2 separate regions of the Homo sapiens genome follow, and region 2 is linked to region 1. A link is a loop called in an ENCODE intact Hi-C map of the cell type or tissue named here. Cell type or tissue: heart right ventricle. All regions are shown on one strand. Each heading gives the region's core, and the rest is flanking DNA. Links, peaks and the distances in the headings are about the cores only.

What was found. Peaks named below come from ENCODE experiments on the same cell type or tissue, not always from the same donor. Only the 100,000 strongest peaks of a DNase experiment are listed, where the experiment ranks them.
Region 2: a loop joins it to region 1, with 2.5 times the contacts of the local background. A loop is called at or near these places in 17 of 110 quality-filtered maps.

Annotation. Positions count from the first base shown.
Region 1 is chr15:99,162,674-99,178,914 of GRCh38, reverse strand. It overlaps TTC23 (tetratricopeptide repeat domain 23), which reads left to right. Exons shown (of 14, transcript NM_001288615.3): 10 at 3,760-3,865. Among named protein-coding and RNA genes, the nearest start is that of TTC23-AS1, 31 kb to the right of the region's middle. In heart right ventricle, for the core only: a CTCF peak has its summit at 8,253; a DNase peak (open chromatin) is centred at 8,814; H3K27ac peaks cover 6,534 bases.
Region 2 is chr15:99,114,713-99,130,953 of GRCh38, reverse strand. SYNM (synemin) reads right to left here. Exons shown (of 4, transcript NM_145728.3): 3 at 4,162-4,232; 4 at 1-1,587. Among named protein-coding and RNA genes, the nearest start is that of TTC23-AS1, 16 kb to the left of the region's middle. In heart right ventricle, for the core only: no CTCF peak of the experiment used is centred there; a DNase peak (open chromatin) is centred at 7,013; H3K4me3 peaks cover 1,217 bases; H3K27ac peaks cover 6,067 bases.

The DNA of each region.
Region 1 (16,241 bases), core at 3,435-11,434:
CATTTCCCTACAATTCTTCTTTCTGGTTATAGCAAATGCCCCCAGCACCTTGTCTTGGGAGCCAGCGTGCTCATCTTGGGTTTCCTCCATGCCAGGGATCATTTTATTGACCTCTTTTCCTCCATTAACCTGTTTACATGTGCCATCTCTTTCCTGCCTGATTGAGTACAGGCCAATCTCATGCATACTGAAATCTTGGGAAATGATGACAAGAGTAAGGGTAGATAGGAAGTCAGTTAGCTGGGTGCAAAAACCTAGTGAGGGGCAGTGTCTGTAAATCTGCATAAAATACAAACTATCCTACATTTTTGTAGTTCACATGTGAGCTCCTTTAAAACTAAAATTCCTGCCTAAATTTTTAGGGGAATTTCTAATGTTAGCACAATATCTGGCATGTAGAAAGCATTTAAAAATGAACATAAGTTGAATAGGACTGAATTAAATTAAATGGAATTAAATTGAATTTTACTGAATAAATGAGATGCTAATTTTGCACATTTTAGACATCCTGGGTGTTCCCCCGTCAAACCCCCTTCCCTCTAGCATATGGTTTATAAAAGCTTCATGAACATCAAATAAATTACATTAGGGATTGAGTTTCTGAAGTGAATAATGAATAATAAATGTTTGCTTATGTTAGCATTTCATGTAGAAAAATGTTTAAGTCATGAAAATTTTGTGATAAATTCAGATCCCTTTAAGCTTTCAGGACCCACTTTCTTTTTTTATTTTTTGAGACAGAGTCTTGCTTTGTCACTCAAGCTGGAGTGCAGTACACGATCACGGCTCACTGCAGTCTTGATCTCCCAGGATCAAGTGATCTTCCCACCTCAGCGTCCTGCGTAGCTGGGACTACAGGTGTATGCCACCACCCCTGGCTAATTTTTTTTATTTTTTAGTACAGACAGGGTCTCACTATGTTGCCCAGGCTAGTCTCAAACTCCTGAGCTCAAGTGATCCTCCTGCCTCGGCCTCCCAAGGTGCTGAGATTATAGGCATGAGCCAGCATGCCCAGCCTGACTCACTTTCTTGATATTGTGTGTATTTTGCTCTTGGAAAACTTTGCTTTCTGTCTCCATGGCAAAAAAACAACTTACAGTGTTTTCAGAACATGTAATTATTGATTTGAAAATAATTTTGTTAGACACATATCTATTAACATTTTCTTGAATTTATAATATTGAATAGGAAGAAACAAAATATAAAATCTTTCTTGTTTTGGTTTTAATCTAAAATACTATATGTCTTTGCATCATATGAGTTAAAGCTTTTCTGGCATTACACAGTGATTGTTCTCTCCAAATAACAGATCGTAGAGATAGTAGGGGAAAAGCAAAGTAAACATGGCTCAATTTGCATTTGGTATTTTTTCGGAGGGTGTGGGTATTTCCTCTTTTTTCCTTTCTCCAAACACTACACAAGCAATAATTTGACTCTATCCCTGTGGCTGCTATTGTCTATATACACATGAAGTTGAATTTCATAGTGCCCGTTATTTGGAAAACATTTAAGTCAGACCTTAAGATTGGGCCTTTCATGCCAAATCAAGGACAGTGGCTAATTTGGGGTTGCCAAAATCACATATTCAATTCTTTATATTCTGTAATAAGAAAAGTCATTTTAAAGCAAAGGATATTGTTGGCACTTATGAATAAGAAATTCTGACTATTCTAATGCAGCAATAAAAATTATTACCTGCAGTCTTATTTTGGAGTAGCCCCAACATAAAAAGTCCAGAGCTAGTAGCTTAGCAGATTTTAACATGTGACAAGTAAGGTGACAGTCTAGAGTCAAAGATTCTATCTCCGCTCTGATTATAGTCTCAGAAATGCATTCGGCTGGTCATAAGAGGAGGAAGTACTGCATGGTCCAGACTAGAATGCTCAACTGGGATGACTTGATCTCCTGTGCCAGCTGCCATAGATGAATCACAGCTCCTGAGGACTGAATTAGGGTTCCCTGAGGAGTGTGCTGGCATCAATTAGTGATGTCTCCCACCACTGGCTAGGGTGGGGGGAATGGCAGCACTCAGGACATGATAGAGATAGCAGAATTTGAAGTTAGAGGATCAGGGTCAGACTCTTATCTCTATCTCTTATTAGCTGTGAGATATCATAATCACCCATTCAGCAATCTTAGTTTTCTCATGTATAAAATGAAGATAACAATTATCAAGAAAATTAAAATTGGTATCACAAATAAAAAAGAATTAAAGTGCAGCTTACATCTTATGAATTGCTAGTGTGTTTTGCCTATCCCAATCTAGTGTTTTCCTTTTTTATCTTTTTGTGTGTATTTGTGTATGACAGGGTCTTGCTCTGTCACCCAGGCTGAAGTGCAGTGGCATAATCATAACTCATTGCAGCCTCAACCTCCCGGGCTCAAAGCAATTCACCCGCTTTAGCCCTCCCGAGTAGCTGGGACTGCAGGCATATGCCACCATGCCCGGCTAATTTTTGTATTTGTTGTAGAGACAGGGTTTCACCATGTTGCCCAGGCTCATCTTGAACTCCTGAGCTCTAGCAATCTCCAGCCTCAGTCCCCCAAACTGCTGGGAGTACAGTTGTGAGCCACCATGCCTGGCCTACTCATGGCATTTTAGTATTCTGTCACTCTTTTGGCAATTAATTGTGAACTACCTACCTACTGACTCACATTAGTGTATTATCTTACTTCACCGTATTTTATTTTTTGTACTGCACACACTTTCTAGCCCATGCCTCTCCTATAGTAGGCAATCCTAAGTGTGAATGAATGTAAACATGTTACTAATAGTATTTTAAAACTCCAAATGCTGACAGGGAGTTGAGTAGTTACTTTTTATTTGAAAGCAGGTATTTTGCATGTTATTTGAAAGGACTATTGTGATTTTATGTTCAGAAGATCATAGTTTTTTGTTTGTTGTTTAAAAACTTTTATTTTTTGAGACAGAGTCTCTGTCACCCAGGCTAGAGTGCAGTGGTGCAATCTCGGCCCACTGCAACCTCCACCTCCCAGGTTCAAGCTGTTCTCGTGCCTCAGCCTTCCAAATAGCTGGGACTATAGGCGTGCACCACCATACCCGGCTAATTTTTATATTTTTATTAGAGATGAGGTTTCACCATGTTGGCCAGGCTGGTCTTGAACTCCTGACCTCAAGTGATCCACCTGCCTTGGCCTCCCAAAGTGCTGGGATTACAGACATGAGCCACCGCGCCTGGGCAACAACATTTTAGTGGACTTTATTTTCAAGGAACTGAGCTGCTTTCTGTGCTTGGGCAGCTCCCCTGAGCAAGTTTGTAGAGGGTGCAGGCAAATGGGCTTGGTGGCACAGGCACAAAGGAGGGGTCTGTATATCTGTGGGGAGACTGCTGACACCCACCGGTAGGTCCCACTTTTGGGGCTGGCGGGTAGGCAGGGCACTGGGCTTGCCCACTGTCTGCACAGCATCGACACCTTCTATTCATCTCTTTACTTCTTGTAACTCCCCTTCCTTTGCTGACACTGGACTCAAAGGATCATAGACGTTTAATGATTTGCTTAGTGACAGGCCCTGGCCATAGCATTGAGCCATCTGGATTCATTGTCCAGTGTTCCCTCCACCACTCAGACCTTTTAAAATCCAGCTTTCCTGCGAGTTGATTTCACTTCCACATAAATCATTTCTTCTAGCTTGCTGGAAAGTTCCTTGGCTTTCTGCTTATCTCTGCAAGGACAGTTAATTCCCTGCTGCTGCTGCCAAGTATGTAAACAACATGTTTCTTCTTTCTGTGGTGACAGGCACATCTTATCATCCTGAGTAGAAGCCCCTCTCAAGTGGAGGCAGCAGACTCGGCACACATCGTCGCCCATGCTGCTGTCGCTTCAGGGAGACACGAGCACCATGGTGAGAAGAATCCTTTTCTCTTCCTGTCTCACAGGCATCTGGGTCTATAAACGAGCTGCCTTCTAGATGGGTTAACAGGTGGACAGAGCCGCGACACAGGCCCGCCACAGAGCCTTCCTTGTTTTATCTGATCATCTGCCCCTATGCTACTCTGCTGCTTTCCTCTGAGTCCTTTGGTTTCTCTCCCCTTCTTCTAGCCTTCTTCTAGTCTTTTATTCTTAAATACAGCCAATCTCTATCCAAATGTTAGCTGTTAAGAGCCCCAGAGCATCTGTACTGGGCTTACGGTAAATCTGCTCTGCTTTCAAAGGTGATCTATTTTTAAAGATTGTTGTGGCAACAGCTCTGGCCTCTGGGCCAGCCGGCCTCCAGGCACTGTCAGGGCTGAACTTTCCATCAGGATGAACTTACACGGCTTCAGGATTCCAAAAGGAAGTTGCCATTTATGGCTTTTTCTTAGGGTTTTTCTTATCCCCGCGTAATAGGTAGAGCATCAAGCTTCAGGAATTATTTAATCCACGTACAGAGCATACAATGTGCCTCCGTTGGCAGAAAACACATAGTACTAATGATTTTTTTTTTTTTTTGGTCATAATATTCAGAAATGGAGTACAATTCATAAAGAAGACCTAGGGGTGTATTCCAAGATATCAGATAAAAATAATTACATACTGAATAAAATAAGGTCCACTGTGCTCAAAAGCATAAAATCAACATCTGGAAGGCATGGGGTTGATTCAGGAAGTAGAAGTCAGGCTAAAATGAGGCCAGCACATGGGAGAAGGTGAAGGGAAAGCTTCAATGAGCAGCCTGGTCTGAAAAGATCCATGGGCCAGGCAGGGAGCTTCGGTCCACAGAGGAACTGATGAAGGGGGCATCGGCATTTATCCATCTGTCCATCACACCTTGCAGATCTCTCATTCTGGCCTACTAGAGCTTGAAGCACCTTTTTAGATCTGGAGGAGCCTGTGTAAGGATGGAGAGAGGAGACAGGTGACCTTTCTTGTCCCTGCTCCCTAGAACATTCCACACTAACCATCAGGTTTGCTTGTTGGTGCCTAAAATTCATGTAATAGGAGGAAAGTACTTTCTATTCCATACCTATTAATAAAACACTTAAAATACATGTTTGATGGAAACTCCTAGAATAGCAAGTCACAAATCTAAATGTCTACAGGAACCAAGCAAGCAATGTGAGTGAAGCAGGTGGTTATCAGAAACCAGCAGCAGCAGCAAGCATAGTTATAAATGGCAGCTAACTGATGGCTGTAGTATGAGAGAGACGAAACAGAGTGGTGAGGATTGTGGCAAACTAAAACCCATACCTGCTACTTAAGCTCCAGCCCTGGCAGCCATGTGGAAGGGAGGCTTATATTGGCAGAGCTCCTTTTTTAAGAGAAGGTGGAAATTTGGAGTTTTATTGGAGAATCTTCAATTTTTTTTTAATTATTTTTTATTTTTTTAGAGACAGGGTCTCACTCTGTCACCCAGGCTGGAATGCAGTGGCGCAATTATAGCCCACTGCAGCCTCAGACTCCTGGGCTCAAGTGGTCTTCCTGCCTCAGCCTGCGAAGTAGGTGGGACTACAGGCACACACTGCTTGCACCCAGCTAATTTAAAAAATTCTTTTTTAAAGACAGAGTCTTGCCAAGGATGGTCTTGAACTCCTGGCCCTAGGCTACCCTCCCATCTTGGCTTCCCAAAACTCTGGGATAACAGGCATGAGCCACCACAGACCCAGCCCAATTTTTAACTGATGGTAACTAACTGAAATATGTTTAAGGCTCTGAGTGAGTCAAAACAAGTGCGAAGGCTGGATCCGTGACTTTTGACCTGGAAAGCAAGAGTGACAGGTTGCTGTCAGATCTTTCCTGTTTTCCTTGGGGGCGTAAACTGGCAGAGTAAGGGGAGGTGGGTCCATTCCTGAATGAATACCAAACCAAACAGAGAGGAGGCTAAGGCCAAAAGACCATCTTTTTGCCTAGAGGGATTCTGGTTTCCAGCACTTGACCCAGTGCTCAGTGTACTCACTGCAGGTATGAATTGAGTGGGACCTAGTGAATCTGTGCCCTAGAATGCTATTGTCCCATAGCTGTGAAGTTAGGCCACTCTGCTTTGCATGACTTTTGGAATCAGAGGCAATCCAATTTTAGTTATATATTTTTAAAAAGTTTTCCAGTCTAAATATAGCACTCTATTGCCTTCTCTTAAATTGAAAATGATAATAATACCTACTTGATACAGATGATAAATGTGTGATAATTAAATGACCTCACACAGTTATAATATTAATAGCTACCGCTTATATATGGCATACCAGCAATGGTTCTCACCACACTACATTTATTAATTCAGAAATCCTTGCAACTCGATGAGATAGGTACATTTATCCCCATTTGTTGGATGGAGAAGTTGAGGCACCCAGAGATTAGGTAATTTTTCCAAGGGCCCATAACCAGTGAGTGGTAAAGATATGAACCCAGGCAGCCAACCACCCCAGAGGCTCTTTATGCCATGTCATGTTATAGGGTCTGGCACTTCACATGTCTCCTCCCACCTTAGGCCCACCAAAAGAATCTGTGGGCAGACAAGGGACACAGGAAGAATGAAGGCAGCCCAGAGAAAAGGGTTTGGAGTGCCAATGGGAAGGCCTGGGGCCCAGGAGCATGCGGAGAATCTCAGCTCCAACCTGCAGCAGCTGAGGGCATTCGGTGACATGCACTCAGAAAGCCCACTTGCCAGTCAGAATTGAAATATGTGAGGAGCCACTTTGGGAGGCCAAGATGGGTGGATCACATGAGGTCAGGAGTTCGAGACCAGCCTGGCCAGCATAATGAAACCCCGTCTCTACTGAAAATACAAAAATTAGCCAGGTGTGGTGGTGCGCGCCTGTAGTCCCAGCTACTTGGGAGGCTGAGGCATGAGAGTCACTTGAACCTGGGAGGCAAAGGTTACAGTGAGCCAAGATTGTGCCACTGCACTCCAGCCTGGGCAACACAGCAATACTCTGTCTCCAAAAAAAAAAAAAATGTGAGAAACATAAAGTAGATGGGTAAGAAGACAACTTCTCCCAGGCACAAGGAGTTGGGACTGATAGTTTTACAAATTGGGAAAGGGGGTGACTTCTGCATTAGGCCTGGAGGATTGGTTGCTTGAAGCAGAAGCAAAAGACGACTGAGAGGCCGGGCCCAGTGGCTCACACCTGTAATCCCAGCACTTTGGGAGGCCGAGGTGGGTGGATCACGAGGTCAAGAGATAGAGACCATCAAACCATCCTGGCCAACATGGTGAAACCCCATCTCTACTAAAAATACAAAAAATTAGCTGGGTGTTGTGTTGCGCACCTGTAGTCCCAGCTACTCGGGAGGCTGAGGCATGAGAATCACTTGAACCCTGGAGGCAGAGGTTGCCGTGAGCCGAGATTGTACCACTGCACTACAGCCTGGCGACAGAGCGAGACTCAGTCTCAAAAAAAAAAAAAAAAAAAAAAGACGGAGAGACTCAGGAGCAAGCAAGAATCATAATAGTGACAGTAACAACCATAGCAGCAGCACTTGGGCACCTCTTGTATACAGGTGCTGGTACTTCCACAGACATGCTCATTGAATCCTTTTAACAACCCTCGGAGGCAGGACAGGACCTCCCATTTTACAGATGAGTTCATACTGCCACCTCTTCATACCAGAAAGTACCATGAATCTGAAGGACCTACTGTCTCTACTCGTTGTTCTACCCCAAAAGGACCAAGTCCCCATCAGTCTGTATGGTGCTCCTAGGCAGGCCCTTGTCAGATTCAGCACCTATCAACCAGAAGACACTTGAACTGTTTATCATCCTGATGCTATTAGGAAGAAAGCTTACTGAGGCCTTAAAGGTGAGTCAATGCTAAGCGAAGAGCCAGAGCAGAGAAGCAGTGGCTGGAAACAAATGCTGAGTGTCCTGCAGCACCGTGAAGTCCTGGAACAGGTGCAAAAAGGAGCACAAACCTTTGCCCCTAAGGCCTCAAACGAATCACCTAAATGGGCACATCAGGAACAATAAAAGCAAGAAGAACCCTCAAACTATTCCTACCCCATGAACATAGTTTAAAAACTGCTGCCATTGAAATCCTTGTGCCCACAGTGGCAGATGTGGGAAAGGCTGGAAAAGAGCTCCCCAGGCCAGCACGTGTTGCACGTGTGGGGAATCAGCTTCCCTCTAGAAGCAGAAATGCAACAGGCACCACCCAGCCAGGGGCTGCAGCAGGAGCACAGGTGGGTACATTCCCAGTGTCTTTTATGTCACCTCTCTGCTGTCCCCTCACGTGGCCAATGCCCCCACAGCAGGAATGAAAGAAATCTACTGCGGCCTAGGTTTCTCCAGGCCTCTGCTGCCTCCACCAGGGAGAAATAAGAGAGGGCAATTTGCAACGTATCTTTGTGTAACAACTAAGGGGCAACCAAATCCCTCACAGCTCTCAACAGCATAGGACTTTCTGACCTGGACGTTGGTCACTTCTAATTCAGAAGTCCTGGCTGGATCCCAGGAGCAAATCTGCACATTCCACCCAGCACCAAGGGGGAATCTTAGCTCTGCTCTCCTGTGCTTAAACCTGTTTGTACGGGGTACAAAGACTTTTGGGGAGTTGGTTTTGGTTTTGATTTTTGAAGAAAATAATTATTAATGAGAAAAATTTCTCCCTTGAGGATTCTCTGTAGCCTGCCTGCTTGCGTGCGAAATGCCCATTGAAGGCATTGCCCTCTAACAAAACGCCACTGGCCAAGAAGCAAGTGTTTCAGTCTCGACGCACAAGCTGATCCCTTTGCTCTGTGCCTTCCCTGTATTCCTTATGCAGACAAAACTGCCCAAGAAGTCACGAAGGCTTGTGATTGCACAAAGATTCCCAATTCAGGCTCCTGGAATGTCACTAACCTGAGCCTGGCCAGCTTCCCAGAGGAGCATAGACAAACTTGGTATTCACAGCTTTCCCAGCCCTGCTAAGTGTTCAGGGCATTGGCTTTGTGTTTATAACTCATCTCCTAAAGAATATTAAAATGAAATGGTTCAAAGCCAAGAACATTTCAGCCTTTGAGAGGGCAGAGCCTGCTGAGTGCAGGCGGCCTTGTTTGGAAGTAGCCCCATCTGCGGCCTGGGCTCTTGCAGGCCGGGGAGTTCTGCAGCGTTCAGTGACAGCAGATGGAATGGGCTCTGTCTGGTTAGAGTTTAGGGAGCAGGGGCTGACTAAGTGGATTCCTAAGATAAAATTTCCTATGCACGAATATGTATATCTCCCCCGCCCCCACTGGTCCTAGCCTCTAGCCACATTTTACACAGTAGACTGGAAAAATGTCAGTATCGGAAGCTAGTCACTGCATCTCACCCAGGTCTCCTCTTTTTTACCTTACACGACCCTCCCTTTTCTCAACTCTTCCCCCTGTGGCCTGCCTTTTCAGCTTGCCCAGTGCTGGGCCCTCCCCACTCCCTGCTCACTGGGTTACTGATGCTCCTTGGGCCCCGTGTGTTCCAGAGAGACCAGAAATCAGGCACCCCTGGTGTACACAGGCCCTAGGTCTTGTGGGCCCCTGACAGGTGACATGGACACCTGGGAATAGCCACAGTGAGGTGTCCTTTACCTTCCCATGCCCTTCTTAGCTGTCCCTGCTACCTCTCTCATGATGCCTCCAACCTCAGCTTCCAAGTGGGGCCTGGTGGTACAGTCAAGTGAGAGTAAGCCATGGCTGGCCACGCCCCAGTTGCCTGTCTCCCTTCAGACTTCCCACTGCCCTGGGCCCCTGTGCGCTCTGAGAGAGCCTTCCTCTGTCCCTTCTCAGGGCCCATTTGTTTTTACAAAATGCCCAACCAGCCTGAGTTTGGCCTTGCCTTTGAGCTCCCCAAGCAGCACATGTGGCATCCATCCCTGCTCTGTGCCCCACAGGGAGTGAGGGAGAAAGGGGAAGTGAGGGTGCAGTGGAGTGAGGCTGAGGCCCAGAGAAGGAAAGAGATGCCCCATACTCTGTTTTCACCAGCATTAGGAGGATCCCTTCTCAGAAACTTCTGGAAGTCACCCTAGAGTAGTCACATCTAGGGGATTAGGGTCCAGGGTCACTCAGCAAGTTAGAGGCCAAGCAAGGCCTAGAATGGAACCCAGGTGCTACCCACTTACCACACTCCAGACCCAGAGAGGGAGTTGTCCCATCCCCACCCCACGCTGCTGAGGGTGCAGGGCTCTGAGCAGCCCTAAAGGAGAGGCAGGTAGGGGCTGCAGGGGTTGGCAGCCCTTGGGGCCAGTGGAGGAGGAGGAGAGGAGGCCTGTTCCCCACCCAAGTTTGTGCGTTGACCCCTCTAGCTGGGGCAGAGCTGAAACCTCATCAAGCTTACTCACCAACTGCTGTCCCTTCATTGTGTCTGAGAGCAAAGCCTGTCTTCATTTCTTTCCTGGGGAGGCTGAAGTGCATGAGCAGCATGATGACCACGTTCATGAGGTTCGGGTTTTTCACTTCTGAGCTGGTTTGTAATTTGCGTTCAGAACTTCTTAGAGAAGCCTATGTAACTTACACCCCGACTTGGCTTCAAAAAGGATTTTTAAGGCAGCTTATGGAAAACGCATCTACATCACCAAGACAAGTAACAGGAACTTGAGGTTGCTGGAAGCCTTCACTACATGGTGGCCCCAAGTTGTGGTCATGGAGGGGGGCTGGTCACTTTCCTGGTGGTGAGGACACTTAAGGCAGGCAGATCCCAATGGCGACCAGGCCCTGTGTGGGCACTCTGCATATTTATACCTTGCGAGCCTCACCTTGTCTGCTGCCATTGGATCACTTCACTTTATGGATGCACACCTGTCCCTAGAGATGGCCACGGACTTCCTTGTATCACACAGCTAGTGAGTAGCAGCCCTGCCACTCCCTGAAGCCATGTCACAGGCCCCTGTCTATGGCACTGTGAAAGTGTTCCTCATGAAGAGGGTCTCCTGTGAGGACCACTGAAGGCTCTGGGGTGAGGAAGGAGTCTCTTCCGGGCTTTATGTGTTCTCAGGCTTCCCGTGTGGCCTCCACAAGCTAGCAGACTCGAACAGCAGCCCCCAGCAGGGTCTAAGTAGCTTCAATGTGTTTCCTGGGTGAGGGAGCTCCTCCAGGTTAGCGCCAGGCTATGATTTGGGACTTTCCATTTTTAAACTCCCTGGGGTCCTTTGCGGTTGGTACAGAGTAGGGACTATTTCCTAAGACTGCTACAAAAGACAATCGTCACATTGTAGAGAGGCCTCCCTCTTAATGAAAGCTGTCCTTACTGTTCCAACTCCTGCCTTAGGACAGCCACAGGAAAATGAACGCAGGGTTACTGGAATTTATTTTAATTAAAAGCCTCCTGACCTCCCCTCCAGTGGGCCACATTGCAGTCCTGCATTCCTCTTGCTCTTGGGATGAAGCCTTGTTTTCTTTTGCCTGTATACGTACATCTCTACACAGAATCTTTCAGGGTCTTTTGGAATGACATGGCTCCAAGTCCTCAAACAGAGCCGTCTGGAGAGACATCAAACCACCCTGCTCACCGAGCCACACCTTCTCCCTGCTCTAACTCACAGACAACCTAAACATTCTGTTAGAGTGAAAATAGAAGATTCGTGGCCTTGGAACACCTGTGCCATTAGGGCTCAGATTTACAAGCTAAGTCATGCTCCTGTGTTTTAGAAAATGACCTCAGCTTCTGCCCAGGCCTTCGGCATCAGATTGCAGAGGATTCTAGAAGTGGTTTTCAAAGGTAGGGGTGGCCTTGTGTGAGAGTGCTGAAACTGCTGGCTCTTTGTGAACCTACACCCTGTTTCAGGGCACAAGGTTCAGGCCGGGAGGCAGCAGCCACTTGAAGGGGCTATGACTTCCTGTCCTTCTGGAAATCCTGTTGTCACTTGTCCCAGGTGGAGATAGACTGGGATGTCCATTGCCAGGAGAATAAACTGCTTCTCAGGAAGTGACCCCTTTGCTGTAGTAATAGGACTCAATTTGCCCTCCCGTCAAAGGCTGCTCATGTGGATTTAGTTCTCAAAGTTAATTTGGAGGTGAGGGGGTTGGGGGAAATAAGTCAGGATCTTGCAATAAAGGAGCTTTCTTGTATCCTAGATAAAGATAAAAGTGGTTTGAAATCTATAGACAGGGAAGGTGCACACGTGGACACACTAGACCTTCCTCTGTTCCTAAGCTCTAGGCCATTCTAATATACAGGGGTCCTAACCTGAGTTCACAGATGCCTGATGTGTGGCTGGCTTACATGTGACAACATCCGTCTGGGAACCCTCTATCTGGCCTTATCCCCCTGTGACTAGAGACCTACCAGGAACAAAAATGGGAAAAGCACAAAACCTTAGAGAAGCCAGGGACTTAAAGGAAGAAAGAGAGCAGCGACTTGAGGAGGCTGCCCCCAGAAGGCAGATTCCCAGGCAGGGCCCATCTCCGTCTGCCCACCACAACGCCTGGCCTTCTGTCACTTTGATAGCCGCGTTGCCTTCATGTAAGGAATACACTCCTTCCGCACTCTCCTCCCTTCCTTCCTCCCTCACACCCGTTCCCTCTTCCGGAGGTCCACGTACACTGACAAGCATCCTCTTTGGAAAATATGACTGGGCGTCCGTAAGTCTGAGGTTAGGAGCCGTCTGCACATTAGTTGGAACTGAACCCTGCAGCATCCTCCCTCAAAGCTTCTCTGTGAGCTGAGCTGCACTGAGGGAAAGGAGCATGCCATTCTCGGGTTGAGAGGACCAGCCCAAACAGGGTGCTTTTCGGGGCAGTTAGGGGAAGGAATCCTGGGAGGTGGGAGAACATTACAAAGAAGAGGACTAGAAAGATGTGAGGTGCGGCTGTGTCCACCCGTGCCAGGGAGATCGGCTCCTACCCCAGGAGAGGGCAGGGAAATGCCCCCTAGCCCTTTTGGCCTCTGCCTTTCCCTGAGCATGGCAGTGCTGCTTCAGCCAAAGCCCGGAGTCTGAAACTCAGTGCACGAATTGCCCCATGCCTTATACATCTGCAGGTCTTCACCGCAAGCACAATAAGGGCCCATCGTTAGGGACAAGGCTGAGATGCGGAAAGACCTTTACTTTTAAAAAGAATTGCTCAGCTACGTTCTTCAGTTGACTCCCAATCAGCCAGAAAATTAAAATAACGAAAGAGTACTCCACTCCTGACTATCTTCATTCATTTTAGACATGAATGTTCATCTCTGTAATGCTTTTATAATCAATAAAATTAATGCCACTTCATCCTCAACATTTGCTGACATTAGATTATCAAAGTAGCCAAAGTTAATACTCAGTTTGCACATTAAATCTGCAACGTTTTCTCGCATGGGCAGCTATGAGGAAGAGAGGTAACATTTTCCATGTGGTAGATTTTCTCCCACCAAGACAAAACCTTCTGAGGAGTGCTCCAGAAATGCATCTGCTGGTCTGGCTGGGGACAGGCCCCATTGAAAGAGAGGGTTACAAGAATCCAGTTCAATTGATTTCTGCCTCACTGCAGACCCCAGGGCCAGCTGGCACTGAGTGCAATTCCTGCTCCTGTCTGGCAACTGCCTGGAATCTACATGGAGTAAATCATGCAGATGAACATAACTTGTTTCAGACCTAAGCTTTCTTTAGGTTGACTAGATTTGGTAGACATATTTCCAAAGTGTTTACGTCTCTCCTTTCTAACACAGATCCTATGGAATGTAATTAGATCATTTCTTAAGACCCAGGATTCTCATTGTGAATTTCAGGCATGTTCTCAGAGCTCTTGAGGTGTACAGGGCTGTTTATCTGCAAAGGATGCTAGACTTCTGTGTCTTTTGATTGCTCTGTGTGTTTTCATGTTTCTGTCCTCTCAATGTCCATTTCTGTCCTCTCAATGTCCATTTCTGTCACTTGTTGCTTCCAGTGTGCCTGCTATTTCAGCCTAGTATGGGGACCCATAGCCACAATTATCAAAACTGTCCCTAAAATTAAAATCATCAACATTTATTGAGCACCAACTGTATGTCAGTCCTGTTATCATTTATTCATATGCATTAATCTGTTTACTCCTTATACCTCCTTATAAGGGAGTTATTAATATAATGGTCCCCTTTTCCAGATGGGGAACACAGCAAGGCACACAGCTGTAAGGGGCAGAGCCAGAATCTGGGCCTAGATAATGCAAGCCCAGAGCCTGCTCTCTTTCCCATTCACCCTGCTGCCTCCAAGAAGCAGCACACTTTACAGGGGCTGATTGGATTTTTGATCCTCGTGTGTTCTAGAGAGCTGTACCTGAAGATCATGGAGGCCACTTGGGAAGCACCTGGCATTACCGTCACAGAATGAGAAAAATAAATCCAAATCAATTCATTGGAAAAGATAATGAAACAGATAAAACACTAGCTGGCCTAATCAAGAAAACAGAGAGGAAGTACAAATGCAAAACTAGAAATGATAGAAGGGAATAACCAAATATTGAGGAAATTTCTAAAAGCAAAAGATAATGGTTTGTACAGTGCTCCATAATAAATATGATATTTCCAAGTGGAAATGTCAAGTAGACCACTGTATATACGGGTCATGATCTTCCCCAACAGACTTTATGTGCTTGTCATGTGTCACCCTGAAGCTATCTTCAACAGGTGCTTCTGTGGGAGTCCCATGTCTCTTTGGGGAGGAAGCCTTCGCATTTTCCTCTTGTAGGGTAGGGGCAGCAAACTTATGCACATGGGCCAAATTTGCTCACCACCTGTTTTTGTAAATAAAGTTTTATTGGAACATGGTTATGCTCATTCATTTATGTATTGTCTACGGCTGCTTTCATGCTACAACAGCAGAGTTGAATAGCAACAATGGAGATCATACAGCCTGCAAAGCCTAAAATATTTACCATCCTGTCCTTTACAGAATAAGTTTGCCAACCCCTGTGCTAGAGCCCTGTGATTTTTCCAGTTTCAGACTAGTTTCTGTGCTGGTTTCTTGGTTCAGGATTTCCAGACCAAGTAGGTGGTACACATTCAGACTACATATATGCTTATTTCAGGTATTCTTTTTCTAGTCAGAACCTCTGGATAGACACCCTTAATTCCACACCTGGAACCAGTGCAATTGTTCTTATCTTCATTTTAGAGATTCCTGGCTGTCTTAGTGTTTGGGAAGCTGTAACAAAACACCATAGACTAAGTGGCTTATAAACCACAGAAGTGTATTTCTCACAGTTCTGAAGTCTGGAAAGTCCCAGATCAAGGCTCTGGTAGATTTGGTGCCTGACCTGCTTCCTGGTTCATAGACAGCTATCTTTTCACTGTGTCCTCACAGGGTGGAAGGAGTGAGGAAACTCTCTGATGGTGTATTTTATAAGGACACTAATCCCATTCATGAGGGTGCCATCCTCATGACTTAATTACCTCTGAAAGGCCCTGCCTCTGACTATCATCACCATGGGGGTTAGATTTCAACACATGAATTTGAGGGGGACATAAATATTCAGACTATAGCACTGGCTGTATTCATTTTATTTCCTGCGTAACAAATTTGTTTACTCACCCATTTATTACCTTGCAGTTCTGTAGGTTAGAAGTCTGGTGTGGTAAGGCGTGCTTCTCTGCTCAGACTGAAATTGCATTGTTGGCCAGCTCCACTCTCAACTGGAGGTTGGGGTGCTTTCTGAAGTTCGTTCCTGTTATGAGCACAGTTCAGTTCCTTGCAGCTGTAGGACTGAAGTCCCTGTTTTCTGGAGAGCTGGTGGCCAGTGACCCCTCTCAGCTCCCGTAGGCTGCTCTTGCTCAGGTCCTTCCACTATATCCCTCTCCATCTCAGCAGCAGGCAAAATCCTTCTCATCAAATCTCTGTCATGCTTTCCATAAATATGACTTCCTTTTCTGCTACCAGCCAGAGAAAACTCTGCTTTTAAAGGGCTCCTGTGATTAAGTCTGGCCCAGGGGATAATCTTTCTGGTTTTGTTTTTTGTTGTTGTTGTTGTTTTTGTTTGTTTGTTTGTTTGTTTTTTGAGACAGGGTCTTGGCTCTGTTACCCAGGCTGGAATACAGTGGTATGATCACAGCTCACTGAAGCCTCAACCTCCTGGGCTCAAACAGTCCTCCCACTTCAGCCTCCCAAGTAGCTGGGACAACAGGTGCACATCATCACATCTGGCTAATTTTTTTTTTTGGTATTGTTTATTTTTTGTTTCGCCATGTTGACCAAGCTGGTCTTGAACTTCCAGGCTCAAGCGATCCTCCCACCTTGGCCTCCCAAAGTGCTGGGATTACAAGTGTGAGCCACCACCCCCGGCCATAATCTCGTTTTCTTCAAGTCAGCTGTACCCTATAACATAAGCTCATCTCAGGAGAACTATATCTTCATACTCACAAGTTCCATCCATAACCACAGGGGAGGGACTACACAAGGGCAAGGGCC
Region 2 (16,241 bases), core at 3,633-11,632, 48 kb after region 1:
AAGAGTACCTGATGGTGGATTCCTCCTCGATGTGGATCTGCCCGTACACCGAGCCGTCATCTCTGTCGTGCCCCCCGGGGTGTTCATCTGGAGTGGACACAAAATAACTCTGCTCGCCCTCTGAATCACCTGCCTCTGTCACTTCTTCCACGTGAGTCGTGTTCTCCTGAGGCTGCTTGGTCCTTCGATGCTGATTAACTGAGAATGTGACATCGCTTTCTCCATAACCTTCCTCCTCCTTAACCAACCCCCAGGGGCCTGGCGACACATCTTCGACCTCCTCCACTTTGAATGGGACGGAAAACTCCTCCGGCTTCTCCCCGCTGACATAACTCACGGGCTCCTCCACGATCTCCACGTTGACGACCTTTGCTCTCCCCTCCCTCCCTTTCAGGCCGAGGTTGATGATGTCTCCTATCATCTGCTCGGCTGACTTGCCTTTCAGCCCCACTTCCTTAATATCCTTGCTTAAAAGGTAGTCCAGGCCAGCTTCATCGGAAACATCAACATCCTCAGTCAGTTTAGACTCCACAACTATTTCAGTCTTTGTTTTCCTTTCCCCAGGAAGCTCTTTCCTGTCCACGTAAGTGACTTTTGTGTCTGGAAAAGAATCAGCAGATGCTTCTGTCTCTGGAGACTGAGTGAACTGCTTCAGGATACTGGTAACGATGTTTTCTGCTACGGTTTCTGTCATGGAATCGCCTTGCAGAGAACCAGTGGCATCACTGGTGCCCAACCTGAACCGTAGCTCTCTTGCTTCTGCCTCTCTACCGGTCCCACCACCAGCATCCTTCACAGGCGTCTGCAAACCTTTCGGGGACACCTCTGCTCTTCTGTCCTGGGATACTTCTAGACTAATCGGCACCTCTCTCTCTCGCACGCTCTTCTCCTTCGGTGAGTCCTTCTCCTTAGCCTTCTCCTTCATCTGCTGGCTTTCTCTCTGTCTCGCTTCCTTATCTAACTTTGTCAATTCTTCCCATCTTAGGTTTCTCTCCTCGGAAGCCTTCTCTTTAGAATCGAACATTTTCTCTTCTGGCTTTGTTCGGATGGTTTCTGGTCTGTTTCTTTCTTGCTCCCTCGTGGCTTTCACTTCTGTTTTCTTTCCCAGAATGACGGTCCTCTCATTTGACCGTGTGCTTTCCGAAGCACCTGCTGCCACCTTGTCTCGGCGATCCCGGTACGACTCGCGGGCAATTGTGGAATCTTCACCTATGTAAACGGGGACCTCCCTTGTATCTCCGGCTTTTGGTCTGTCAGGGAATGTTTTCACTTGAGCCTCAGTATTTCTTAAAAGGCCATAGGTTGGAGAGAAAGTTCTGACGTTGGTTTGACTGCTGACGGCTTTTCCGTATGAGTTTTCCTGCTGGGTAGTGGCCGAGGAAGAATATCCCGAGCCCAAGAAGCCTCTTCTGGCATCACCTCCAATAGATGTGCCCGTCTGAGATCCACGGTGCCCTGACAGGTTAGAATACAGTGCCGAGCTGTGATTGAAACTTGCCAAAGGTGCTTTCTGCCTTGAAAATAGATTCCTTTCATTTTCCCTCTGTAGTAGTGAGTCGGTATAGTGATAGGATTTGTTTCTGAATTCTGTAGAAATTGAACAAAGCATTCATTAAAATGACAGTCATCATTACCCTTTTCCATCTACAAGCATTGTTGCAGGCCAAATCCCATTCCATCATAATAAATATACACTGTTACCACAGAAAGCTCATTATAAAGATAAGTTATATTTGGTGCCCAAATTATTTTTTGGCAGTTTACAAAATCCTGTTACAATAAAATGTAGCACTACAAATACTTCAGCCTAACACGTTTCTCCAGTTACTGATATTAAAATACTCACTCATCTTAACATTAATCATAAAGCACAATGCATATCCCAGAGAGGTCAGAGGTGCTCGTTTTTGTGGCTGAAATTTCACAATCTTATATTTTGAAATCATTAATTTCTGCTTTTTGAGGTAAGTTTAATTTACTGTAGCAGAGAAGAGCTCTGTAATTACAAAGTGTGTCATTATTAAACACCAAATAGCATTATCCTCCACTATTTAATATACTCTTCTGTTTCACTGATTTCCATATTGGGCCAACAAGTATTAAAGAATTTAACTTCTTTAAGCTTTCTGATCTTTTATTTTACATTTAACACTTATCTGAAAAGGAGCCAGTGCAGAAACACCCCGGTCTGTCTTAGTGTCATGATCCTGAAGTTGGGAGGCAGTCCTCAGGGCTTCCAGCTTTGCTCCAGGCTGTTTGCAGACAGTGCTACCCTTTGGGGTGTCCACACCCCAGCAGGGGAAACCGCTCTTTAGGAATGGCAGCTGGTGGTTAGAACGCAGCCAGGAGCACCGTCCACCCCGAGAGTGCCCCTGGTGTCTACCCACACCCCAGCTGGCTCAGCGGGGACAGGGCTTTCTCTCTCCCTTATGGAGCCAAGGCCAGAGGCCTCCTTTGCACAGATCCCAAGATACAGGAAAGAGACCAGGCCAGGACATTTTCTACAAGACTCCTCTTTTCAGGTCAACTGATCCTACTGATCCAACTGAGAAGTCCCAGAAGATGAACCCCCAGGCAATAGTGCAGGGACCATCTCATTTACAGTTAAGATTCAACAAGAAACATGGAAGATTACAGACTGGGTTTAGGTCCACCGGCTAGCGGGCAAGCGGCCAACATTATTTTATGCAATATTATAAAAGAAACACAAGCACACTAACAAGTATTGATAAGTTCACTACTTAGGAACTTATCTGTATATTTACTCAACAGAACAGAACTATCTAGAAGCTCAACGTCTAATAAAAATTCCCAACTAGTAATTTTTATTCTAAAGCTTTTGGCATAATATGTAATTGCCAGAATAAATTTAGTTTACAAATATTAAGTCTCTATTTCCTTCAAGAAGCTTGAAAAATAATGAATGAATGAATGAATGAATGAATGAATGAAGCAAGTTAACAGCAACAGCTGTTAGCCCCTCTGTGTGCTCTCCCTCGGCCCCAAAATCACAACTGGGAAAATTTGAGCAAGGCCCTGGCTTAGACTGTTGGTCTTCCTCGGAGCTCCTGGGCCCTTTTCTTCCTTCTCCCCTCTCTCTAGGTTACATGATGGATGTCCAAACTTAGGTATCCACAGGTTAAAAATGTAGGTAACTAAGTAAACCTTGAAATCTGGGGAGTTAATTCTTGTTTTATAGATGTCACACGTTAACTGATGCCAGGCAGGTTGACCAATGCCTACCCTTCCATGAACACCTTTGCTTTTTTCAAACTTACTCTCAAAATTAGAAAGAAAATTTGCTGCATGTTGTCTAAGACCAGATCCCTTCCAGTTATAGATGACTAGAACCCAAATATTCTTCTCAACCCAGTGACATGTCAAATCCATGAGTTGCCTAAAAGAAACAATGAAGACTAAAACCATGCTGCTGCCTAAGGTGTGAACTCAACATTCTATACGTAATTTAATCGACACTTGCTTAGCCAGAGCTCTTCAAGATTCTATAGGGCTTTAAAAGGTTAAAAAACAAGTTATCCCTCAGTTTCTTAGGATCTTTCTAATGAACATTAATGATCTTATGTCAGTTCTGCAGCCATAGGAAGGATGGGCCCTGTCCTGAGGCTCTTGGCCTCAATAAGGTAGTCTTCAAGGCACCAGGACACATTTTCCTGAGCTGCTCACAACAACCTAGGGTGGTGTAAACAATGTAACTATTCCCATCTCTCTTCCTGTTAGGGTAGCAGGTTCCAGAGTGCTGCCTGCCTGCCATCCAAGGCCATACCTCCCTCTACAGGTGTAACAACCATAACCCCTTGGTCTGGAAATGGAAGGAGTGTCCCTTCCAGGGGTGTGAAACACAAGTTCAGGTGCACTCCTGCTCGCCCTCACACTGCCCAGTGCCATTAGCCCCTTCCGCTCCTGCATCCTGTCGAGAGAGGGACCAAGTTTATCAAGCACCTTCCCAAACATTCTCATTCACATAATTGAAATTATGTCACACTAAACTAAAATCTATTTGGTACTTAAATGAGAGATGAACTCCTGTTATCTAAACACCATATCTAACCCGTTCTTCCCGATGATGGTGCTTTACTATCTAGCCACAGAATAAACAGTTCAGATGCCTAAAGCTAAGTCAAGTCATTAGCTTTTACTTACCTGACGGCATGTTTTCAACGTGCTCAGCCCAGATCACTATCTCTGGATTACTTTCTCCTTCCAATAAGGCCCTGTAAAAATAATTTACAAACATAATTCATTAGGAAACGAAAGAGTAAGAAGTGCCTCTAATAAAACGTATCGTGGTATGCGGCCAATGACCATAGTGTCACCTGTTTTAGGACTTCTACCTGAAGAGGAGACTTGGGCAGGGCTGCACCATAGGGCTGGCAAGCCCACCCACCAGCCTCAGCAGACCTGGGCCAGGCCACCTGCTCTGCTCACCGCCACATCCCTGGCAGCCAGCATGGCGCTCAACCCCTACTAGCCCAGTGAACAAAATGACCAGGCCAGGGCTTCGGCAGTACTGGCGAGCCAAGCCCTTCTAGAAAGCTTTCTCAGTCCAGGGTGAAGAGGAGCAGGAGCAAGGGGGCACTGGAGAGATGTGGGCCCCAGGCTAGAGGGCCCCAGAGCAGCTACACCCCCCACTGGGTTCTTCCTGGAGTCACAGCTGGTGGGGGCAGCTTGCAGAGGGCTGACCAGGAGACGGCAGGGACTGACACTTATAAGGCAGCCAGACTGCATCTGTGGTTTCAAACTGCATTCCAGGGGGTCACCTTGGAGACGACAAAAAGAAGTAGAAGGCAGGCAGACGGAAAAGGTAGTGCTAAAGCGCCCCCCGTCAGTAGCCCCTCCCCATGCCACCCCCAGGGGCCTCACTTCATCCAAATTGGCATCCTGTTATCTCCTTTAATAAAATGGTGAGAAGTACCCAACAAGGTGATTTCTTTGACTATGTCTGCGCCAAAGTTCTAAAATTATAGAAGTTTCATTAGGTTGTTCACGTCTACTGCTTCAGATCCCAGAGCTGAGGAGAGTGGTCCCAGCAGACCCAGCCTGCTGGCGAGGGGCTTAGCACCGGGATGCCTGTCAGCCAGTCACTCGCGAAGACCCCTTGGGCTGCTGGCAGCTCTGGGTGCAACAGTTTCTCAGTTGCTAGAGCAACATGTGAAGTCACTAACTCCGGTTCCAAGAAATACACTGCACACGGCAAAAGGCATCCAGAACAAGAGCCCACTGAGAAATGCCAATCTTATGGCTGAGAGCTGGGCACAAAAACGGAGCAGGGTGCCCACACCCGAGCAGGGACTTGGCAGCTTGGACAAACTGCACTGAGTTGTATTTCCATCTGTTGAAACATGGTGAGCCCCATGAACACGAGAGCCCTGTGAGCAGCTGGAAGAAAGCAAAGGAGGCATGAGGCACTCTCGCGAAGGCGCACACAGCGGGCCTGCCCCGGCGCAGTGACTGCGGGATGCTTGTGTGTGGACGGGGCATGTGCAGAGGCCCGAGTCCAGAGCCCCAGCCCTTCGCTCAGGGCAGAGGCCAGGAAACAGGACACCAACCCATTAATCCCACGCCCTCATGACCAAGCATTGTAGGTTCCAGGAACGCAAACAGCTTTCACTGCTGAGAAAGTTCTGAGGTCTATATAATCAGAGGAACATTCGGGGTAAAAGCCAGGCCCCAAGGCTCTGCACCCCAGGATGACGGCAGCAGAAGGGGTGGCGTCCTGCAGCTGAGGAGCCAGGGCAGGGCGTGGGGAGAAAGACTAGGTTCTAGTTCAGATCCTCCCGGCCTGGCTCAGCTGTGAACCTCGGGTACCACGGGGCCTCTCCCTTGAGCTGCCCAAGTTAGAACGGAAGGTATGTTGCTGTCCAGGGAAAAATACGTCTTCCCCACCCTCCAAAGGGAATGCATCTGCTCCTCTTCCAGAATTCCAAAGCATCACCAAACCTTCATAGAGTTCAGGACCCACACGAAACAGGCACCAGCCCTGCGTGGGGCTTCTGGCTGGGTTCAGGGGACAAGATACAGCCCCACAGCTTCCCCTTTCTAGGCCTTTACCATCCCTGGCTGACACTGAGCACCAGGCATTGTGGTCACTCATGTACTTACACCGTCGAAGCCACCCCCAACACAGGGCCTGTGGCTGCATCCTCGCTCTAGAGGTGAGAAGACTGGGGTGCAGAGACAGCGTCTTGGTCAAGGGCATACGGCTCACCAGTAAAGAGAAAAATGCAAACCCAGGCAGCCTGAGCTCTCAGCCCCCTCCCCTGCGATACCACTAGGCCTCCCAGTGAGGCCAGAGACCATGGTATTGCACACAAATTTCAGAAAGCACAAATCCTACAGATAGACCCTCCGGGCCATATTAATGAAAATAAATTCTCTTGGTGATTTCATCCAAAATGGCCCTGCAGAGCTCTCCTATAAGTAAGAAGCTCCTGCTGGAGAAGGAGCTATCCCTCATCTGTGTCCCTTCTCAATGGCCGGATCCTAGCAGGCAGCGACACATGTCACCTTTACTATCTGTGAGCACCCGGCTGGGCACTGGCCATTGAGTTCATGCTTTGGGTAGCACATCCAGCCCAATGGCAGCCACCCTCCTTCCGCACAGCCCCAGGACTACACGGCGAAAGCATCAACAAGACTCTGAGGAGAAGCCAGAAACCACGACTTCCTCTAAAGCTCTGCAAGGGACATTTTTAAGGAATAGGTTCGTACCACTTTAAGAAATGGGTAGCATGTTCTCTGAGGCTGCAATCAAACCTGGTTATTTTGAGAGCGGTGGAGGAAATCTGCCCCCAAGCCTCGGGGACTGTGAGAAATGCCAATCCCCTGAGTCATGGGCTATTGTGGGCATTTCACACAGCTCCACAGGTTGGTGGCCCCTTATGCAGGAAAATAAGCAAAAGTGCAAGAAAACTCAAGTCCCTGGCCTCATTAAGGAGCCCAGGACAAACCCACAGTGCAGAAGCCGGCTGTCATGTGGCCTCTGGCCAGGCGCCAGGCCCTAATGGGCCACCCGGCGTCCTGAGCAGGCTCCAAGGCAAGGCTCTCTGTCTGGGATAGATTATCCTAATGGAATTGCTGAACAATCCGCCGTGACTCAGCACCGTGGGCACAAGGCCACTGCTCTGTGCAGCCCCATAAATGAGGCACTGTCAGGATGTTCCCAGAAGCCGTGTCTGTGCGGGAGCCTGCTGGGGCCGGGGCCGGGGCCTGTGGGTGATTCACGGGGTGCTTCCTAGCAAACAGCAGGTGGAGAAGTGCAGAGAAGAAAGGGAGGCTCCGGAGCTGGAGAAGGAGCCGCAGAGCCGCCTCCCTCGACTCCTCACTGCGACAGAGGAAGCCAAGCTCCACACAGAGTGGACGCACTGCCTGGGTCACCCCAGATGCGGGCCCGTGGCTGGTCAGTCACCGGGAAGACCAGGGAACAGAAGGGAGGGGGCAGAGGGGAGTTCCATTCCCATGACCAGCAACGCCACCTGAACGGGAAAGGTGAGACCACCGGCTTCACAGGAAGGATAACAGGAGGTAACGTGGCAGTGCTGGGCCATTTCCGGGCATCGCTTCTGGGGTCAGTATTCAACCACATCCCAGAGCCATCTCTAGGTCAATACTAGAGACTGAAAAAAAAAAAAACCAGATAATCAACAGAGACAAACATCACTCATAAAACAGAGAGGAAGCAAGCGCAGGACAAAGTTCTGGAGTCAGGATGTCTGGATTCAGATCTGAGACCTGCCACTTCCTAGTTCTGTGACCCTGGCAGGCCGCTCAAACCCACTGTGACTCAGTTTCCCTATTTCTGAAATGGAGAGAACTCACAGGTTTGCAGTAGGAATTAATCAAGAAGCAGAAAGTTCTCAGAACCATGGCTGTCACAGAGTAAGAGCTCACTAAACATCAGCGATCACGTCGTCCCCACCTCCTTCTACATCCTCCAAAGAAAACTGATTTCCAGCTAACTAAAATGAGTCAACAAGGGAAGGGACTGTGGACCATCTGTATTTTATAGTTAACTGAATGTTAACTCATTTATTTGACCAGCAACCAAAGGTACTGGTCGATCCTTTCAATTATATATTCTATTTATTTATTTATGTAGAGACAGGATCTTGCTCTGTCGCCCAGGCTGGAGTGCAGTGGTGCCATCTCAGCTCACGGCAATCTCTGCCTCCTGGGCTTAGGTGATCCTCCCACCTCAGCCTCCCAAGTAGCTGGGACTACAGGCACGTGCCACCACACCCAAATAGTTGTTTTTGTATCGTTTGTAGAGATGGGGTTTCACCATGTTGCCCAGGCTGGTCTCCAACTCCTGGGCTCAAACGATCCACCTGCCTCAGCCTCCCAAAGTGCTAGGATTACAGGCGTGAGCCACCATGCCCAACTCTATTCTTACAACTACAAGATTTTTATTCACTTCAAGTATTTTATCTAGTAACTAGATAAGTCTCAGTGTTCACACATTTTTATAAGTCTTCCAAAAAAAGGTGGGAACTAACTTAAAAAAACAAAATGTACTTCTGCAAAACCTTGAGGAAACCCCTAAGAAACGTTTTCCTTTGAATAGACACGTGAAAAGGTACAGGTGGCCTAAAAAATAATGGAGCAATCAGAAATATCACTAGAATGATGAGATGTAAACATTAGGAGTCCTCTGTGTTGCTACATTAGCAGTCTACATGGAGACCAGAGACATCATATTTTTCTCCATTAAAACACGCTGCTTCTGCCAACTGGGATCAGAAAGAAGAAACAGGAAGCTTCCCATGCCCTTCCCAGCACACACAATATTTTTTGATGTTGTTGTTTCTAACCTAACCTTTTAAAAGGACTTTTGCCTGAAAGGCCCCAGGCAGTAAATAAATCTCTGCATTGCATTTTCCTATCTGCCGAGGTAAGGCCTCCTTCGATTTTTCTACTGAAAAATCATTTTGACCCAGCTTTCCATTTTTTCTTTCAGGTGAAATTTAGAACAATTATCATATCTTTCATCCCCAAAACATAGAACACAAAAGCCTCTTTCTGGATTCTTACAGAGACCGCGTTGTCTGTCTTCCAGACCAGAAACCTAGGATGGGCCTCATGTCACGCACACTGTTTCTGCATCCTTCTGTTCTGTGGTTTCTGCACTGTCTACCCCTGGGTATTCTTGCATTTGTTGTTTCAATATTGAGTATCTTTTCTGAAAGGTTCTGTTTTCTAACAGCTTCTTGCTGATCATTGGGCTCTATGCTGAGTGTGTGTATGGGGAAGCTGTTTCTTTTCTATCTGTGCTTCTGCACGTCCTCACTCTGTAGGATCTGGACCAGGTCTTCACATCGGCAGTGAGAGGGTTTGGGGCGCTGCAGGTTCTGGACATTGCTAGGGTTTTCACCATCTCATCATCAATTATCATCCGATTATTCACAAGCACCTGCTTTACCGACTCTGTGCTAGCCTGCAGCGAGTGACAGCGGCACGTGTCTCTCATACTTCCTTACCTCTCAGCTCCTCAGGCTCCTCCCTCCTACCACAGCCACCTCCATCAGGTCTGCACGCCTGGGCGCTAGCGACTGCAGGAAACTCTGGAAGCCTCCCTGCAGCCACCCAGACACCCCATCCACCCCAGCACTGCAGGCCTCCTGCACTCTGCCTGCAGCTGCCTCCCCAGCACTGCCTACCCCCTCCACAGTGCTGGCCCTGGGACTGCCCCTGCATGCCACAGAAAGCCCCACTGCAGCTTCCCAGCGTTCAAGGCCCCTGCACTCTGCCTCATTCCCAGACCTCTCCTCACTCCCCTTGCAAGTTCCTCCCTCAACTTATTCTCTTATTCAAACTTGCCCACCCGGAGCTCCTTCCTGATTCCTTTCTGCCAGTCCAATTCCCATCTCCCCACTTCCCCCACCACCCAAAGGCCCAAACCCCACATCCCTTTGCAAATCTCTTCTCATCACCTCAGTCTGAAGTGCTCCATCCGGCAGTGACCCATGGATAGCTTTCCCTGTTAGGGGGCAGTGAACCATCGACACTACCCCCTAGGAATGTGCATTCCATTACTGGAATATGCTTGACTTTCTACCTCAACATACTGTGTCCCTCCTGCCACACTACCCCCTATAGTCCCTCTCCCTCTCTCCTCTGTGTCTGCTCACACTTCCCCGTCTTTCAAGACCTTCATCAATCTTCAATCCCTCTAGAAGCCTCCCCTGATTCTCACAACTCCCTCCCCATCACCAGAAGCCTCGTGCTGGAGTCTTTTGCAGCTCTTCAGGTTCCCTGCTGTGTAGCAGGCTCCCCAGATCCATGCTGCCTCATCTACAGCCCATGTTCCTTGACGTGAAGCCCACACTGGCAGTGTCTTTGCAGGCCCCCACCCAGCATCGTATCCTGCATATCAATTGTCTCCAGAGAAGGCTGAGGGCAGGTGTGGCTCTTACCCATCCATCACACGTGGCCCTCCATGACACGCCCCCAAAGCCCAGCTGCCCAGAGACGGGCACTGTCATAAATACCACACTAGCACAGTCCTCAGGGCCTCCCCCTGGCCATTCCCTCTGCCTGGAAAACCCTTTCCAAAAAGTCATTTCCAGCTTCTCTTCCTACAAGAATCAAGCATTGCCTCTTCAGGAAGCCCTCCCTGCGTGCCTCATCAGCCTCCCTCCCACTGCACCCGACACATCATCATCCTACCACTGAGGACAGGGACTAGGTCCACACCATCATCTGCCCAGCATCCCAGTACATCCAGCTCCTTTCTAATTCCACGTTCAACAGGGCATGGAGGGAACAGCCTTGGGTGAAGGCCTGAAGTTAAAATCTCAGGCTCTCCAATTACGAGTTGTGTAACGTTTTAAGTAACCTCCTTGAACGTGGGTGTCATCACATGGAAAAAAAGCTTCTTTGGTGAAGCTATAAAAATTGCAGATACAGTCTACAAAGCGCTTAGCACATGGTAGGTACTAAACAGAAGGCAGCTGTCACTCCCTGTCACCCATTCATGGTCAGAGATAATGGCACCTACTTTGGAATGCATCAGAAAGTAAGATGGATGATGACACGGGGTGGACAGTCATGAGATAAAGCAAATGTAGTCGCATGTTCACTGGAGAACTCAAATGGAGCATTCGTTATTCTTCCAACTTTTCTTATCTTTGGAAATTCTCATAACAAAATGTTGGGAAAACTAGATAAAGTATTCATTTTGACATGACTCTGCAAAACAAGACTTAAGAGGAATGAGTTGTGTTGCTCATCTCGGGTGTTCAGAGCTTCAGATTCTGTCCAATCCAAGTCATCACCTTCTCTAAAGTGTGGCCTCTCCATATGGCTCCACAGGATTCTGTGACCTCGGACAGGCCCAGGGCAGCTCTAAGGGGACTGCCGCATGCAACTGCAAGCAGCCCAGACTGGCGCGTGGGTCCTGGTGCAAGCCCCGCCTCCCACTGTGACTGCTTCCCCTCTCCTCCATCAACCCATCCTTCATCTTGTCTTCCAGGCTGCTGTGAGAAGACCTAGCACTTACCTGCGCCTGGGCCACTCTGCCAACAGCAGTGTGCGCACGAATCACCTGGGATTTTGTTACGAGGCCAACTTCGGTCCAGTATGTCTGGGTGGGCCCAAGATTCTGCATTCCCAACAAACTTGCAATGCCTCACAATGCGCATGCTGCCGCCCTGTGAGCTGTGAGGCCCTGGACCGGGGATTCTCCACCCTGGTGGTACCTGACAATCATCCAGGGAGGTTTGAAACCACTGTGCCGGTTCCACCTGTCACTAACCTCATCAGAATCTTGAGGGCCGGGAGATTCGCAGGTGCAGTCCCTCCCTGTCCCCGAGCATGTTTCCCTTACCATTCTGCTGCTAGTGCAATAAAACGCACACTCCAGGCAAGACCCTGTGATCATACAGCAAATGGATCAGTACCTCGAGCCCCACACAACTGCCGCTACTCTTGACAGGAGACAAGAGCCAGTACAGCCTGGTGCCAGCTGCAGGCAGGGTGTGTCTCCTCTCTTCTCAGTATCCATGGCCCCACGCCCAGCCCCACAGCTCCCGCTCACTGCCACCCGCAATGCAGGAGGAAAGGGAGGGATGGTGCTGCACGTCTTAGGATGCTCAGAGGTCTCGATCTCATCTTCACCTGCCAGGCGAGCTGCCAGCAGCTTCCCTGGCCATGCACTGGCCAAAGGCAAAACCCCAGTCTTAGACTCTTGGAGGTTTGCTTTGTTTTAATTTTATTATCTTATGTTTATTTTATTAAATTATATATTTATTTATAAATTGCAAGTCTCTCTGGAAATTACAAGTATACAATTATATTATTTTATGATTACTTTAATGTTGCTCCTTCCCTGTGACAGTCACCTAGAAGGGCCAAAGATCTGGGTTGGGAGGTGTTCAGTACATTTGAGAGTCCTTGGGACAATGGACAAATCCCAGCAAAACGTGCTTTAAGCATTAAAGAGCCACAGTCCCTTCCCTTGCATGTGAATGAGAACCAATAAGCCACAGGATGATGACAGTCAACTCAGCAATTCTGGGGCAACGGCCACCACAGGTGGGTCAAGGTTTGCAGAGATCAAATGAGCACTTTAGTTAAAGAATAAGGGTCAGAAGAGCGCAAGTCCACGAACACAAACAGGAACTTCACACCTGTCCTCCGAATCGGAGCAGTGCAGACTACTGAGCAAGACTCACATCGAGGATGACGAGGGTTTGTCTTCCAGACATGCACTGGTGATTTTCAAAAATGGTAAGTTTTTGGCTTATACAAAAGAATGGGTTCTATTCAACCATCTGTATGTCTTCTTCGTCAACGGGCATCTCCGAGACTATACCGGAGCACAGAGGCGGGAGGCCTGCAGCGATCCTACCCAGCAGGGCTGGGAGTCTGCAGCGGGGCAGGGCCTGTCAGGCAAGCTCCTGGCAGGGTCCTCATTTTCCCCATGCAAACTTGGACAGCAGAAAGAGGTACAGTGAAATCCATCGCTTGCTCCCCTGAAAGCACGAGTAGCTCCTAAATTCCTAGGAGATGGCCACATCAATCCATAATCGGGTTAGGGAAACGCCAGCCATAGACAGACAAAATAAACTCTGTCCTGGCTGACAGACTGCTGACAGTGAGCAGAAACGGCTCGCGATCGATGCCCTGAAAAGCTGGGCCCGTGGCTTGTGAATACCCTACCAAAAAGGCAGGCCCCGTGGCTTGTGAATACCCTACCAAAAAGGCAGGCCCCGGACTCTGAGGCAGGATGCCCATGTTTACACTGGCTTTTCAGGATGGAGAACAGGGGGCAGGACGAAGTAGGGAAGAAAAGAGCTCAAAATTCCAAAGGCAAGGCACAAAATAAGTTTCCTGATTCTAACTCAGAGAACTATTACAGAAAGAAAATAGAAAAATCCAACTGCCCTGCAGGGAAAAGATTCATCTGGCATGGGGCATTACCTAACACACAGAAGTCAGTTTTCCAGGCCTGCCTGGCATCTGCCCTAGAACAGTGCCTGATTTGGGGTAACTCCCACCACCCCAGTCTCAGTCCATGTGACTCATAAGAGGCTGGGACCCCAACCCAAAGCTCTAGAGCCCTACATTCCTCTGGCCAGTGATGGGCTCAGAGGCAGGAACATGACCCAGCAGAGATGGAGAGGCCGAGAGGATGACCACGGGCACGAGACTGGGTGGCCCTAAGCCTGGAGCTGTTCGGGCCCCACCCAGCCACGTGGTGGGAAGAGTCCAGAAGAGAGAGACCATCCCGCCATGTGGACCAGCTGTACCTGAAACTAAGGATTTGATACGGTTTGGATGTGTGTCTTCTCCTAATCTCATGTTGAAATGTGACCTCCGTGTTGAAGGTGGGGCCTAGAGGAAGGTGTTTGGGTTATGGGGGGGATCGCTCATCAATGGCTTCGTGCTGTCCTCTCAGTAATGAGTGAGTTCTCACTCTATGAGTCCACATGAGATCTGGTTGTTTAAAAGAACCCAGCACCGGCTAGGCACAGGGGCTCATGCCTGTAATCCCAGCACTTTGAGAGGCTGAGGCGGGTGGATCACAAGGTCAGGAGTTCAATACCAGCCTGGCCAATATGGTGAAACCCCGTCTTTACTAAAAATACAAGAATTAGCCAGGCATGGTGGCAGGTGCCTGTAGTCCCAGCTACTCGGGAGGCTGAGGCAGGAGAATCAGGAGAATTGCTTGAACCCGTGAGGTAGAGGTTGCAGTGAGCCAAGATCGCACCACCACACTCCAGCCTGGGTGACAGAGTGAGACTCCATGTCAAAAAGAAAAAAAAAGAACCTGACACCTCCCCACTCTCTTGCTCGCTCTCTTGCCATGTGACATGCCTGCTGCCCTTTCACCTTCCACCATGACTGTATGCTTCCTGAGGCTTCACCAGGAGCAGATGCCAGCACCACGATTCCGGTACAGCCTGCACAACTGTGGGCCAAAATAAACCTCTTTTCTTTGCAAATTATCCAGTCTCAGTTATTCCTTCATAACACAGAGTAGACCAGCACAAGACTTTCAGGTATATGAGTAATAAATTCTTTTTCTGACTTGGGGCAGTCTGAGGAGAGTTTCTGTCACTCACAAATGAAAAATTCCTGATTAATGCTTTCTTCCCCCAAATAAAGCCCGAGTGTTTTCAAGTTTTCCATATTAAAGTTTAGATCATCTAACTCAACGTGTGTTTCAATGCCCTACCAATTTAATTGTGCAACTGTTCACCCCACAAGATTTCCAAGGAGAATGCCAACAATGGGCTTTGGGAAGTCCAGTCTGGCAACATCTTTTCCCCTTTCTCTGAGCCCCGGCCACCAGCCCCTCAGTGGCAGCAAGGCTCTCAAATGGGGGATCCAGAAAGGCCCTCATGGCCTTAGCCCCAGGACCACCCCTCAATTCATCCCTTGGTGAAGCCGTGGCTCCTCCATGGACTCCATGTCCCTGGGAAGGCCTCACCCCTTAGCAGCCTCCTGGGGCCCAGGCCAGGGGCTGCCTGATAGAGCTGCTCCCTCTTCACTGATGGGAGTGAGGGCTCAGATGAACCCTGGCTGATGTAAGTCTTCCAGAAAATAAAGACAGTGAGGCCGGCCCAGGCTGCAATGTAAACTACAAGCAACGTATCAGCCAGATACCCTTTTAATAGACATCAAAGCAATTCAGGTCACCTTGATATTCTTAGAGCAAAAAATCCTGATCAGGGCCGGGCGCAGTGGCTCACACCTGTAATCTCAGCACTTTGTGGCGGCGAGGTGGGTGGATCACCTGAGGTCAGGAGTTCGAGACCAGCCTGACCAACAAGGTGAAACCCTGTCTCTACTAAAAATACAAAAATCAGCCAGGAATGGTGGCAGGGGCCTGTAGTCCCAGCTACTCAGGAGGCTGAAACAGAATTGCTTGAACCCAGGAGGCGGAGGTTGCAGTGAGCTGAGCTCGTGCCACTGCATGCCAGCCTAGGAGATGGAGCAAGACTCCATCTCAAAAAAAAAAAAATAGAATAAAATAAATAAAATTAAAATTAAAATAAAAAATAATAAAAAAAATGAAAAAAAAAATCATGATCAGAAGATTACACAGGCAGCCTACAAGATGTGCTGAACTAGGCCTGGGGATGGTCCCTGCTCTACCCCTCACCAGGGGAGTTGGTCCCCTTCTTAACCTCTCCAGGTTTAATCTGCCACCTGTGAAGGAGACACCACTGGAGATGACCAGACTTTGACTCTTCTGCCAAAGCGGTTTCCACAGCTTGCTCACACCCTCCACTGCCACATGTTCCACAATCCTGGGAACGGAGCAGGCACTGTGCCCTTTTTACACGGCTTGGTGGGGATGGCACAGCTTTGGCACCAGACCTGGCTGGCTCTGCCCCTCACCAGCCTGCAGCCCCAACCTCCCGGCCTCTCTCTCTCACCTCTAAGAGGGGAGAGTGGTGCCCACCTCAGAGTTGACTCGGAGCAGAGAATAGTGGCAAAGAACTCAGCACCACGTCTGGCAGGCAGTAAGGACGCCATAAAGCTGGCTATTGTTAGTGTTCCTGAAGTTGGGCAACTGGGTCTCTAAAATTCCTTCCACTGTAAGCGTCACAGACCCTGGCTCCTTCATAGCTGCCCTGAGCATGAGAGCTGCCAGGAAACAAGGGGCACCACCTCAATCAAAGACGCACTGGCACCCAGGGGAAAGGAGGGTGATGCCAAGGAGGGGAGGAGCACTGTTCCGCCGGCCTGCAGGCCACACCCAGGGGGACTGGACT